Regions from separate parts of the Homo sapiens genome. Here region 1 is linked to region 2. Evidence: chromatin contacts called from ENCODE POLR2A ChIA-PET data. All regions are on one chromosome and are shown on one strand. The core of a region is the stretch at or near the end of the contact, and the rest is flanking DNA. Distances in the headings are between cores, read along the strand shown.

Region 1 (7,234 bases), core at 3,874-6,373, 73 kb before region 2:
GTGCCAACACCAAGTACTGTCAAGAGTGCAGAGAAACTGAATCACTTGCACATTGCTGATGGGAGCATTAAATGGTACAACCACTCTGGAACAGTTTGGCAATTTCTATAAAGGAAGGAAGGGAGGAAGGGAGGAAGGGAGGGAGGGAGAGAAAGGAGAGAAAGGAGGGAGGGAGGGGGCGTTATCCAGTCCACCATTGATGGGCATCTAGGTTAATTTCATGTCTTTACTATTGTGAATAGTGCTGCGATACTGATCATAGCCAAAAACTGGAAATAAATGCCTTTCAACAGGTAAATGGCTAAACAAACTGTGCAACATCTGTAACATGAAACACTACTCAGCAATAAAAAGGAACAAACTATTGATACACACCACAACCTGGAAGAATCCCCAGAGAATGATGCTGAGTTAAAAAGCCACCCCCAGCTGGGCGCAGTGGCTTATACCTATAATCTCAACACTTTGGGAGGCTGAGGTGGGAGGATCACTTGAACCCAGGAGTTCAAGACCAGCCTGAGCAACATAGGGAGACACCACCTCTACAAAAAAAAAAAAAAAAATTTTTTTTTAAGTAACCAAGTGTGGTGGCAGGCACCTGTAACCCCAGCTACTCAGGAGGCTGAGGTAAGGGGATCAGTTGAGCCCAGGAGGGTGAGGCTGCAGTGAGCCATGATCCTGCCACTGCACTCCAGCCTGGGTGACAGACTAAGACCCTGTCTCAAAAAAAAAAAAAAAAAAAAACCCAAACCCCAAAAGGATACATACTGTATGATTCCACTTATATGACATTCTTGAAATGACAAAATTATAGAAATGAGGAATTGATTAGTGGTTGTCAGGGGTTCAGGGGAAGGTGGGGTGGGAGGGAAGTTAGTGTGGCCATAAAGGGCAATATGAGGGATTCTTGTGGTGATGGGAATGTCATGTATCTTGACTTATCACTGTCAATATCCTGGTTGTAATGTTGGATTATGGCTACCACTGGGGGAAGCTGGACAAAGGTACACAGAATCTCTGTATTATTTCTTAAATTAGATGTGAACAATCCAATTAGCATATGGGCAAAGAAATGTAAGACACTTCCTACAACTACATGCAAATCTACAATTATCCTAAAATAAAAAAAATTTAATTAAACAAATACAACGAAGTGATCCCCATGAAAGTTAGGACAGCAATTACTTCTGGAGGGAAAGTGGGAGCTGTGATTGGGAATGAGTAGCTGGTAACATTCCCTTCCTGATCTGGAGGTAGTTATAAGAGAGTTTCTATAATTTACCAAACTAGACATTTGTTTTGTGTGGTTTTCTGTACCTGTGTTTGTTTTTACAATACGTTAAAAAAAAAAAAAAACAGCTACTTTGTCTGTCTAGATCCTGGAGTTAGCAAGTAGGAGAAAGTATTCCTAGTCAGTCCACAATTGACATGTATTATGAGCAAGAACTAAGCGTTTATCATCAGCAACTAAGATTCTGTTGTTTGTTACAGCAGCGTAATCAGCACATCCTGACTGATACTTATGCAGTAGGACAGTTTATAGATAAGTCGCCTGAATTCCAGGGCCCATTGGTTCACTTAGAACCAGTGAACCTAGCAAGGAATGGCAGTGTGCCCTTGGCAGTGGGGGTAGAGAGGACCGTTTGATGATGTTAAGTAAGCAATGACTAAGACAAATTCCCTGCATAGGTTTCAGACTAAATCGTGCCCCACTCCTCCAAATTTATCTGTTGAAATCCCAACTCCCAAATACACCTCAGAATATGATCATATTTGGAGATAGGGCCTCTAAAGAAGTAATTAAGGTTAAATGAGATTATATAGATGGGTCTTAATCCAATAGGACAGGTTCCCCACACAAGAAGAGGGAGAGACACCAGGATGTGTCTTCACACAGAAGAAAAACCATGTCAGGACACAGTGAGAAGGCAACCATCTGCAAGCCAAAGAGAGAGGATTCAGGAGAGACCATGCCTTCTGACACTTTCATTTTAGGCTTCCAGAACTCCAAGGTATTTCACTATGGTGATCAGAGCAGACTAGTACACCCCAGTACACAAGTTGTCCACTAAAACATCAGATGATCTTCTTGTACCGATAGAACAGATCGTTTCATTCAGCTGCGCCGACCATCCATTGCAGGTCGCTGCCTACCTATGCCCAGCACATTACAGAGTGCAGCAGGGGACAAACAGGAAGCCTGGAACCAGCACTGAGCATAAGCACTCTTTCAGTAGGGGCAGGACTGGGGATTATGGTGTGGCGGCAGCTCCATCAGCAGAGAACACACCTCTGCCATCACTGTCAAATATCCCTGAACCTCTACCCTCACCTGCAAGGGATACAGCTGCTTCCAACAGGGGTGACGAGCAGGTGCAAGCACAAATCAGTCACTTTGGTCCACATGGGCAGAGTCAGAGGGTGGCTGGCTGCGTGTGTCTCTTGTCCAGCAGCCTATGTGGTGCTACCACCTTCCAAACAGATGAGATTCCAGGAGAGCGCTCTTCTAGAGTGGGGGTCACCCAGCTTGCTCTGGCAAGTTTCAAGGGTTCTTAAATCTACAGGGGACTCTTCAGGTCTACCAAGGTCTGGGGAGGATGGTCCAGGACACAGTCTCCTGCTGTGAACATGGGAAGAACAGTTTTCCCAGTCCACAAGTGTCCTCCTGGATTCAGAAGAGACTCTCTCACGTCCCCGTCCTAACCCCCAAAGCAATCATCCAGCTCTTGTCATTTGTCTGTACGGAGAATGCAAGCACACCTTTACACAAGAGGTCCTTTCACTTTTCATAGGGTTGAATGCATCCCAGATATAAAACATTTGCAACAAACTGCAAAAGAAAAATAAATCTTGGGGCCCCCAAATCATCAATGTAAAGGGAAAAGTCAAGCTGGGAATTGCTTAGGGCAAACCTGCCTCTCATTCTATTCAAAGTCATCTCTCTGCTAGCTGAGATAAATGCGTATCTGATTGCCTCTTTTGGAACCGCTATTCAGAAACTTAAAAGAATACAACCATTTGTCTCTTATCTACCTATGACCTGGAAGCCCGCTCCCCACTTCAAGTTGTCCTGCTTTTGCTTCGAGTTGTCTCACCTTTCTGGACAAAACCAATTTCATCTTACATATATTGATTGATGTCTCATGTCTCCCTAAAATGTACAAAACCAAGCTGTGCCCGGACTACCTTGGGCATGTGTCGTCAGGACCTCCTGAGATTGTGTCATGGGTACACGTCCTTAACTTTGGCGAAATAAACTTCCTAAATTGACTGAGACCTGTTACAGACTTTTGAGGTTCACAAAACGTTATGCTAAATGAGCCCAATTTAGGAAAAATTGGCAAAACATGAAAGGCTGAAAAGAAATGCAAAGCTGCTGTTTGAGCCCTCCTCACTGCTGCAGACAGACCCAAGGACCCTGCATTCAGCCCCCACTTCCACCCAGCATCCTGCAGCCAGCAAGGGACTGGCTCTGAACCTTTGTCCTCCCACGTCACAGGTGGGCCGTACAATAGTGCTGACCTCAGTGTGACACGGAAAGGATGGAAAAGCTCAATGGGGCCATCATAAAGACTCTATTCCTGAAATGTTCTTAAATTGAGAAGCAATCAAAAGCTGGGTGAGGTGGCTCACGCCTATAATCCTAGCACTTTGGGAGGCCGAGGCGGGCGGATCACCTGAGGTCAGGAGTTTGACACCAGCCTGGCCAACATGGTGAAACCCCATCTCTACAAAAAAAGATACAAAAATTAGCCGGGCATGGTGGTGGGTACCTGTCATCCCAGCTACTGGGGAGGTTGAGACAAGAGAATCGCTTGAGCCTGGGAGGTGGAGGTTGCAGTGAGCAGAGATCGTGCCATTGCACTCCAGCCTGGGCAACAGAGCAAGAATCTGTCTCAAAAAAAAAAAAAAAAAAAGTAAAAAGTAATCAAGCCTTCACTTAGGCTAATCTGTTCCCTTGTATCTTCTATGCCACAGGTCATAGCTCTGTCCCGAGGCCACACATTGGGTCCTGTATTGAGGGAAAACATGGTAAGCATTTGGGGACAATGACACCCTCATATTGCCCTTCCCACCCCCTCTCTTCCTGTTCACACAACCTCACATTCTCCAGGTTAAAAAGATCTTCCTGCTTTTAAGGAAAAGGGCTGCGCACTGGGGCTGCTCCTGCATGGACCGACAGCATCCACTGGGGACCCAGGGAGGGAAGGTGATCATAAGAGACAGAGACATACCAGAGAACAGGCCTCATGTCAAGAAGAGGGGATGGAGGCCCCGAGGAGCTGTACCCAGCTCAGGCCCCATCTAGTTGACAGGAAAGGTCAAACTAGAGTCCCCTCCCAACCACTGACTGGCTCAGCAGGTGCAGCGTGGAGCACATACCTGTTCCCAACTTGCACACGCACGGAAAAGATCCCACCAGAAGCAGTGAGTAGGTGTATGATTTTGGAAAGGGCAGTGTAGGGGAAGCTACAATAAGCAAACAAAGCTGACCCTGGCCATCCAAGGTACAGCTTTTCAGCAGCACTGATGGCACCTTCTGCCACTCCCTCCCTTCTTCACATTCCTCCTGCCTGAGGATCCTGCTCCCTGCAGGTGCCTTCACAGGGATGCTGTGCCACAAGATTTAGGTTTGACCTTCAGGAGCAGCAGGGTCTCTGCAGAACAGATGTACATGGAGCTGGTGCCAGATAAGCCCACCTAGAATGCCTGGCTCGGGAGGCCCATGTTAAGAAATGATTGGCCCTTTCCCAGCACAATGAATGGGGAATGGTGGGCACAGCCCCCAGTTGAGTCACCCAGCATCATCTCTACCTCTGTTCTGCTTGGACAACAGCCTCTCCCTCAAGTCCATGGCTTCAGGATGACACAGTGGGCAGCACCTTGTCATAGAAATCAGGCTTTTTGGTTTCATATTAGGTGTGCACCGTTAAAGATCTAAATACAACACAAACAAACAACCCAGAAGGGAAAAGATTGCCCATGCTTGCTCTCTGCATACAAATCCTTCCCATGCCTCTCTTCCACGTGGCTGTACCCAGAAGACAAAGGGCACGTTGGTAAAAATGTAATTTCCGCAAGACAGTGGAACCCAGCCAAGCAGGCCTCAGGGTAGCTGGTTTGCACCTGGATCCCTACCTGTGCCAGGAGGGCCTTGCTCTTGGACACTCTCCAAGTTTCTCCTACCCTCCTCTCCCAGCAGGAGCCTTGCAGTGTCCCCTAATTTAGAGGAGATGAAACTGGAGTGTTATCAAGCAAACCACAGAGCCTTAGGTGGCCAGGGAAGAGCCTTGGATCACAGACAGCTGCAGCCATTGGCGGATGCTCCACTGGGATTTGAGCATGGGGCATCTTCCACCTTCAAGAACCAGACCAGTGGCTCGCTCCACCATTTGTGACCTCAGGGGAGGTCAACCCCTTTAAGCCTGTTTCCTCCTCCACAAATATAGGAGCACCAATGGAGCCCACCTCCAAGAGGGTTCCCTAAGGCAAACACTTCCAGTGCAAGGCACATGGTGTGTATCCAATAAGACTGATCTATCACTGCCTCTCGACACGGTCATGCCACTCCCTCAGCAAATAATCATAGTGTGAGCAAATATGTACCAAACTGTCAGTGTCTGTGTGAAAACAGAAGTAACCTAAATTCTGCCTATATTATGTACCCCTACAAACATCATCATTAAAGGTAATGTAGAAGTAATAATCATCTTGAAGTTTAAAAGTCCAGCGTGATTAACATCATACCTAACGCTTACAGTTCACATCCAAAGCCAGGCACTAAGTGTTTTGATGTAACGAACAATTTTCTTGATAACCCTGTGAGGAAGGAACTATGATCATGCCCACTTTATAGATGAGAAAACTGAGGCACGAGGAGGTTCAACAACTTCTTGAGGTCACACAGCAGGTTGATGTCACAGCCAGTTGCTAATATTTATATCATAAAAACCTAAGGGATCAGGCACTAAAGGACCCATCAGACTGGGCGTGGTGGCTCACACCTGTAATCCCAGCACTTTGGGAGGCCAAGGTGGGTGGATCACCTGAGGTCAGGAGTTCGAGACCAGCCTGGCCAACATGGTGACACCTCGTCTCTACTAAAAATACAAAATTAGCTGGTCGTGGTAGCACATGCCTGTAATCCCAGCTACTTGGGAGGCTGAGGCAGGAGAATTGCTTGAACCTGGGAGGAGGAGGCTGCAGTGAGCCGAGATTGCACCATTGCACTCCAGCCTGGGCAACAAGAGGGAAACTCCATCTCAAAAAAAAAAAAAAAAAAGGCCATCAGTGGCAGGATTTCTTTGGATTTTCTCTATTTTTATGGGGTTAATAACCATGTACATCTTCTAACTAGAAAATAGAAAGTTTTGTGTTTAAGCAATCACACGCAAGAATTTCCCCATGCCTCAGTGCTGAGGTAGGACACACATGCTATGAGCTCCTTAGGGCACACCCCAGGCCTAAGAGGTCACAGAGGGAGAGATGGCTCATAGTGGAGGCCTCCTTGTCTTGGGCTTCAAGGTGGGCATTGGTGTGTGCCAGGCCCCTGCCTTCCCTCCACTCTCAGCCTCAGCCTTCTGCTGGTAGAACCTAATAGCACTTGGGTAAGACAGACATATATGGACCACACTAGTGCCCAAATTTCCACAACATCTGGTTTGGAAGTGCTCACCCAGCATGGCCCTGGGAAGGGGCAGGGGACCTACAGCTGCAGATGCCCAAGAATGATGTTAGTTTGAAAATCCTACCAGTTGATGCCAAAATCAGTCACTTGTTTGCCTTTCTGTCATGCAATCTTTCACATCTGATGGCAAGAAAGGGAGTTTGCTTATTTAAACATTTTTTTTATTTTATGAATCAATTAAAGATCAGAGCCACAATCCCAAGATGTAGGCAGGAGTCGAGAGCCACTTGAACACTCTTTAGAGTCCTCAGGACCCCACTTGACATTTGGCGACCTCCGCATCCAAGGCATGAGCTGCTGTTAAGAGCAGAGGAAGCCGCTTCCTGACTGCCGGGCAGAGGGCCAGGGCTGGCTGAGAGCTTTCAGAGTGACCAGCTGGAACCCCTCAAGATGACCAAGAAGAGAAGGGCATCTTAGAGAGGCCTGGCCCTCTGAATAGGGTTGCCAGATTTAGCAAATAACAGAACGGAATTCTCAGTTCCATTTGAATTTCAAATAAACAACTTTTTTTTTTTAAGCATACATATGTCCCATACAATATTGGGG
Region 2 (6,672 bases), core at 3,757-6,256:
ACAAAATAAAGAACCTAATTCAACTTATGGACTCAGCCCCCCGTGGCTGAAAAAACCAAAGTGGGAGGTGTTGTAGAGGAGGTGCATTTCCAGTACCTGGCAACCCTGAAAACAGAAGAGACAGCCACGCCCTCGAGAATTGCTTACTCTCAGCTAAGAAGAAAATCATGTTTCCCCCTTTAAAGCCCATGACAAATTTTACAATACTGCATCCTGATGAATTAACTACAACATCGTTTTAAAATATTTTCAAGGAGTAAAAATTTGACATAAATATGAAACAAGATACAATGAAAACACTCAAAATTCATTCTTCACATTTGGTTACAGAAATGCCCATATGAACAATGGTCAAGCCACATGACTAATTAATCAAATCAGGCTACGATATATCCACAGAGATAAATTTAAGGAAAATCAAGAGGATATACATTCAGATTTTGGCAGGTGGCTCCCAGTGAGAGAGTATTGATAAGGGTATGATATTTCTATCTGATTGTATTTTCTCAGATGAGCACTTGGTTACATTACACACAAAAAAATGAATACATGATTTTTCATAAAGAAGACGCCAACAAAAGTAAAAACAATGAGATAATTGAAAATGTTTTTATTGGTTGAGACAAAATATAACACTTTAAAATTTTGTAAAATACGCAGTTTTACAAGTGCTATTTGGAAAAAGCCTCTACTTTGTACTTGGCCTAGATGGCAAAAAGTACTGCTCAAGTGTTTCTCTCTTGTCTACTGCCTACCCATAAAACTCAGGAAAACCGTTCAGGAAAAAAACCACAATCCCCAGTAACATCAAACCCACAATGGACACACAGTTATAAAGACTTTAAAGGGATTAAAAATACAAGAGATACCATTAAATAGCCAAAAATGCTTAGCATTCAAATTACCCTGTTAACCTTTTGGTAGACATCTTTCAATTCCATGCTACACATCATCACTTCAAACAAAAAAATCATCTGTTTCCTCTTTCCAAACAGCCACATACCCCATATTCTTTTTCCTGTTCACCGCACTTGGTTCTTATACCCATCATTATTTAAATCAAATATCTAATTTAAACAATCATGTTGAATGCCTGCCAGTATTAACCTAAGGGTCGATGTCTTGGCAGTTGGCTGTGATCATCATTCTTTACCTCAGCCTTTATTTTGCTTCTCTTAAAAATGCAAAGACTAAGCAACGGCATTTGAATATGCCACATTTTAGCAGAGGTTTATAAAAACAAGAGCATTTACAGAGATACTAAGCTACCTAATCACTCGGCCCACCATGAAATGAGGCACTTTTATTCCAGCACAGGTTTTCAGACTCAGCTCCACTGCTGCTGATCAAACAGATCCCACTGCTGTGGAGGATCTCAACTGTGCCCCAGCCACCTCCTGCCTGCAGCTGTGCCTCTATGAGCACTCACGGACCGACACATCATCCACATAATCGCAGGGGAGGATGTAAAGTTCCATCCACCAAGGGAGCCAGGTAAAGCCGGGAAGCCTGAGGAGCGCGCGCTGTGGACCTGGCCTTGCTAACAGGCTCTGGCACTGAGAATGGAGCCTTTCAGAAGCACACAATCTTCCTTGGTGCTGGTCTCCAAGGATTATCCCACATTGTCCTTGAGCTGAGGCTTTTCTATTTTTTGCCAATATAGGGGTAAAGTAATGACCACAGGGAACAAACTGAGCCTGGGAGGAAGGCTCACAGAGGACTAGGGCTTGAAACAGGAGTCCTTCCTAGGCCAGCGTCCAATGGCTGGTGGAAAGGGTCTCTCAACCTATGCACTCATTTCACCTGCTCCCAGCAGGTTCCTGTGTCTCCAAGGTTACTCGTGCTCCCTGCAAAGAGCTGACGCTAACTGAGGCGAGACAGTGGGCTAGGCTCTTGTCCCCTTCCCCAGTGTGGTGGTGGCACTCACAATAGTAGGTCCTCAAGGTAAGTTTGGTCCACAAAAACAGATACCCATAAAAGTGAAATAGCATGAAACACTGCTGCGCAGCCCTTGGGCCATGATTTGATTAACAAGAAATAATCCCATTCGAGGCAGATGGGAACCAGCTCTGATATATACTGGTAATACTGATCGGATACTGTTGTCAAAGAGAAGTAAATGAGGTAATGCACAAAACGAATGCCACACAGTGCCTGGCACAGACTCAATAAATGGAATCGATTGTAAGGAGTATCCACAGATGCTACTAAACAAATTACAGAAAGTGCACGCCTACAAATCTAAATTGTCGGCATATGTTCCTTCATATGAAGACAATGGCGTTCTGCTTCCACTAACAATTCCTAATTCATCCATTTGTTTTGTTCATTTGTTCTCCGCTGATTCACAGGATCCCACCCAGATATTATTATAAAAATGTACAAGTCCAATGAAGACAGAAGTTAGAGAGAATTCTGTCACTCACTCACTCATGTCCACATCAGTATATACTAATGCTCTAACAGTGTAAGCTGTGAGTGTATTTCATTTTTAAAGTCTGTAACCTACTGATTTTATTGCTCCTAACTGTCTCTGCTTGAGTTTGAAAACTGAACATACTGGTTCACTGTGGTGGTTCTTAATCTTTCGGAGAGGAGACTTCTGAGTATCAAGTAACACCTAAGGCCCTTCTCCCCAGTCACAAACGGACGTAAACACAACATTTGGTAGACAACACTGGGGGTCAGGGACTCCTGTGTTATTACAAAGTTAAGCTGTGAGTTTGTACAAGCATTGTGTATCAACAGAAGGAATGTACCTGTGCGACTGCTGAAAAAGAACTCCAACTCCTCAGAAAGCCCAGTCAAGATGCTGCACAGATCATCGGGACATTTCTTCCCGGAAAACTGGTATCGTCAAATTAATTAGCACCTTCTAAGAAAACTGTCCTTTCGTCCATTTGTTTTTTTCCTGATTTCACACCCAGAAAGACTGTAAAAAAAAATTTGTCATATACAGCCCTGAAACTGCTCCCACACAATTACTTTCAGGGCTGTCTGATAATTTAATACCTAAGAAAATGTTAAGAAAAATTCATTCACATAAAATCCTCTTATAACTGTCATGAGTGCTTTGGACCACATAAAGGTAAGACGAGCAAACAGTGAGACGTGTTTGCTTCTGCCCAGGCAAATGGAACAAATCAAATTCCAAGAGTTACCTAATGCACCAACCTATGTCACCACAGGTGTCCTCGTTTGGTTAACAGTGAAACAAGACAGCTTTTAAGAGAGAAGCAGGTTTCTTGCACATGAAGAATTCCTTAGTGCCACGATGTAGCTATTTAGGTGCAGATCCAAACAGGCCCTTTACTCTTAACTAATTTGAAACCCACTTAATTCACTCCACGATGCAAAAGGAAAATATATGGATTTTAAGAGAACTTGTTACACAAGATGGTGAAACTGCTCATTTTTTTTTTTTTTTAGAAGTGTGCCAACCGGCCAGAGAACGGCAGTTACCACAGAATGTATTTTGCTGGTGCCCACCATTACAATGGGATGAACCAAAGGTTGGTGTGCCAGGAATGTTCCTATAATGTTCTCACTTAATGCTCACAGCAACCTTGTAGGGTAGGTAGCTCATATTCCCATTTTATAGACAGAAAAATTAAGGACCAAAACATGGAGAGTAACCCATCCGAAGTCACAATGCAATTAACTGGTGCAGCTGGTATGTGAATCTGGTCTCTTAATTCCAAAGCTATGTTCTGGTGTATCACAATAAATTCTGCATGCTGCACATCTCCTAACACTCAAGGTATAGCTGGGTCAGCAACTTTCCCCCTCTCCCCTCCAGCCAACATACACGCACACTCCAGGCTCATTTTAAACAAGCTATCCATTTTCAAAGTACTGATCAATCTGCATCTAATGCAAAAGCAACACTGAAGCCCAAGCAGTATATTCCCACCCACTAAAAAAAATTTTTAGGCAGGTTTTTTTTTTAATGTGCTTAGCATAGAAACTGAAGGTAGGGGGAAGCACAAGAATCATTTGCTATGAAAACAAAGTTCACCAATTCCATGTACTTTCTGACAATCACCCATGAGATTTATAGGATCCTGTCTTTAAAACTTAAAAGGGTCAGACAGAAATTGAGTAAGTATCACTTTTTCTTGATTTAATATTTTCTGCACTCTACTACAACCCCAAATTTTATCTTGGCATACAAACAGTAATTTACATTATCTTCTATCCTGAATTCCTGGATTTATAATAACTAAAAATAGGTATTAAGCTTACCACTCAAATTTGATCTTATCAAACAAGCCCATGACCCACCTAACAAGGGAAGGACACTGTGGATCACACCTTTAGCAATTAACAAAATTCCTAAAATCAAGTAGATTTGGAATCTTAAACCCCTGGTCCAAAAATCCAAGATTGAGACCACTGACAACATATGATATTTATTATTATTATTGATACTTTTTCCTTATTTTCTTGGATATCAAAGGGAAATTATAATTTCAACATTAGTGCTAATCCTACAAAAATTACAGTCCATCGTGTGTAAACAGTCAAGGAGATTGTTCCACATATAAAAGATCAAAACTACAACTATTATCATCATGGTGCTGCCCACAGCGTAAACCTGCTACAGAAGATTAGAAGACTTGGGACCCAGCTATGACCAACATTAACATCGTCATGGCAAAAGCACCAAGACAAGAGGTGGACAGTAGGAACTCTCATTTCTCACAGGCCCTTAGACATTCTGCTTATGGCCAGTAATCTCTTTATTCCAGAGAAGCAGGCTCTGATAATCCCAAACATGAAAGACAAAAATGTAGCCAACAGAACCAGAAAGGCATATCCTACATCTCAAACTGGCAACAGAATGAAAACTGAACCTGAGAGGCCAAATGGTAAAAAGAATAACAAAAGGCTCAGAAACTGCATTGTTGCCCATTCTAAACGGCATTGCAACTTCAAACATTGCACATAATTCCGTCTTGGGGTTCTAAACATGGGTGAACAAACCAGTTTGCCTTCATTTTTCTGGCATGTGGTGTTTCAGGAAATCTACAAAAGACTGCCCCAAGAGGTAGGTTTATAAATACAAGAAAAAAGATTGTTTATCGCTGTAGTTTTCATTTAAAAAAAAAAAAAAAAAGGGTAGGGGAATTTTAGCCTAAGCAATGCTGAATTAGTTTTCTTTTTAACCGGCCAATCCTTTGCTACTCTCCATAACTGGTAACAGACAGCTAATTCACTAAGAGTGAAATTAGTTTTTCATCATTCAGACACTGATTAAACTAACAAGAACATATAAAATTGAAAGTCATGAAAAGTATCAAATTAGCAGTATTTTAGATGTTATATTCTTATCTTATAAACTGTTATTTTTATATACCACACACACAGTATCATTATCTTATTCATTAGAATAAATCTCTTGCCTCTGAAACTATTCAAATAGTCTATTAAAAATAAAAAATGGTATGTACTTTTAATATATAAGCATCTAAAATAACTACACGTTGACTAGATTATTAAAACTTTCATCAAAATATTTTTAAATTTCAGGATCATGGCCACAGAAGCAGGAATAGCAAGCAGCTACAATAAATGCTCCAGAACACTGAGAATTTTCTAGTCTCTTACCCAGAATCCCTTAGGATATTTTCTTAATATACGCACCAAGTTTTAACCTTTTAAACAAAGTTACCTTCTCCTATTTTTCAGAGAACAGGTTAGAACAGAAAGAAAAATGCTAAAGACCTTTGAAAATTGAAAGCATAGATTACAAACTGTAGTTCTGCCTTGCCTACAGTATGTTTGGGTGGTTGGGGCGGGTGTTAACTACTTACTTTTTTTTTTTTTTTTTTTGAGACAAAGTCTCACTCTGCTGCCCAGGCTGGAGTGCAGTGGTGCGATCTCGGCTCACTGCAACCTCCGCCTCCCAAGTTCAAGCGATTCTTGTGCCTCAGCCTCCCGAGTAGCTAGTATTACAGGCTCCAGCCACCACCACGCCCAGCTAATTTTTGTATTTTTAGTAGAGACGGGGTTTTACCATGTTGTCCAGGCTGTTCTCAAACTCCTGACCTCAGGCGATCCACCCACCTCTGCCTCTCAAAGTGCTGGGATTACAGGTGTGAGCCACCGCGCCTGGCTACGACTTACTAAGTCTTAACAATCAAATAAAGTACTCTCAGTAAAAGTTCCAAGTAGAAAAAGCCACATTACATTTGGCTACAAACTCAAGCAGTTTTAAAAATTTTATATAGACATACATATTCTAAGAATCTATTGTGGGATAAAGACAATGAGGAAATCAACGCGTGCCCCTCCTTAGGAAAATTCAAGAGCACACATGGATAGGTTAGGGTGACTCTTTTCACCTTCTGGTCTTCTTTAATGCTTCTCCTCTGGTATGAGTCAAGCAGCTAGAATAGGAAAGCTTTATCAGCAAACAAAACCTCTTAGGAAGGTACTGCTTCAAATAGTTCATGTGCATTCCTCTTAAATGAAAGTTAAAAAAAAAAAAAAAAAAAAAAGCTATCCACCTCTGCAAATAAACATTTTGGCAAAACAAATAAAAAACAAAATGTCACCACCTAAAGCTGAAAAGACTAACAAGCATGATGTAACTCAATTATATCCACAAACAAATCAGAATTGCACTTACAGTTTCTGTAATTAATCTTTAGACTACACATTAATTAA

The links. ChIA-PET counts read pairs that join two places held with the same protein, here RNA polymerase II (POLR2A).
Region 1: POLR2A ChIA-PET joins it to region 2 with 11 read pairs in activated naive CD4-positive, alpha-beta T cell. The contact joins two enhancer-like sites. POLR2A ChIA-PET finds 5 or more read pairs at or near these places in 4 of 52 experiments (MCF 10A, OCI-LY7, WTC11 and 1 more).

Annotation. Positions count from the first base shown.
Region 1 is chr1:13,830,605-13,837,838 of GRCh38, reverse strand. No RefSeq gene overlaps it. Among named protein-coding and RNA genes, the nearest start is that of PRDM2, 130 kb to the right of the region's middle. Within about 2 kb of position 5,123, at least 2 of the 41 ENCODE cell types and tissues checked have a DNase peak (open chromatin) inside an H3K27ac peak, as active enhancers do.
Region 2 is chr1:13,757,610-13,764,281 of GRCh38, reverse strand. The region is part of intron 6 of PRDM2 (PR/SET domain 2); the gene reads right to left. Among named protein-coding and RNA genes, the nearest start is that of PRDM2, 61 kb to the right of the region's middle. Within about 2 kb of position 5,006, at least 8 of the 41 ENCODE cell types and tissues checked have a DNase peak (open chromatin) inside an H3K27ac peak, as active enhancers do.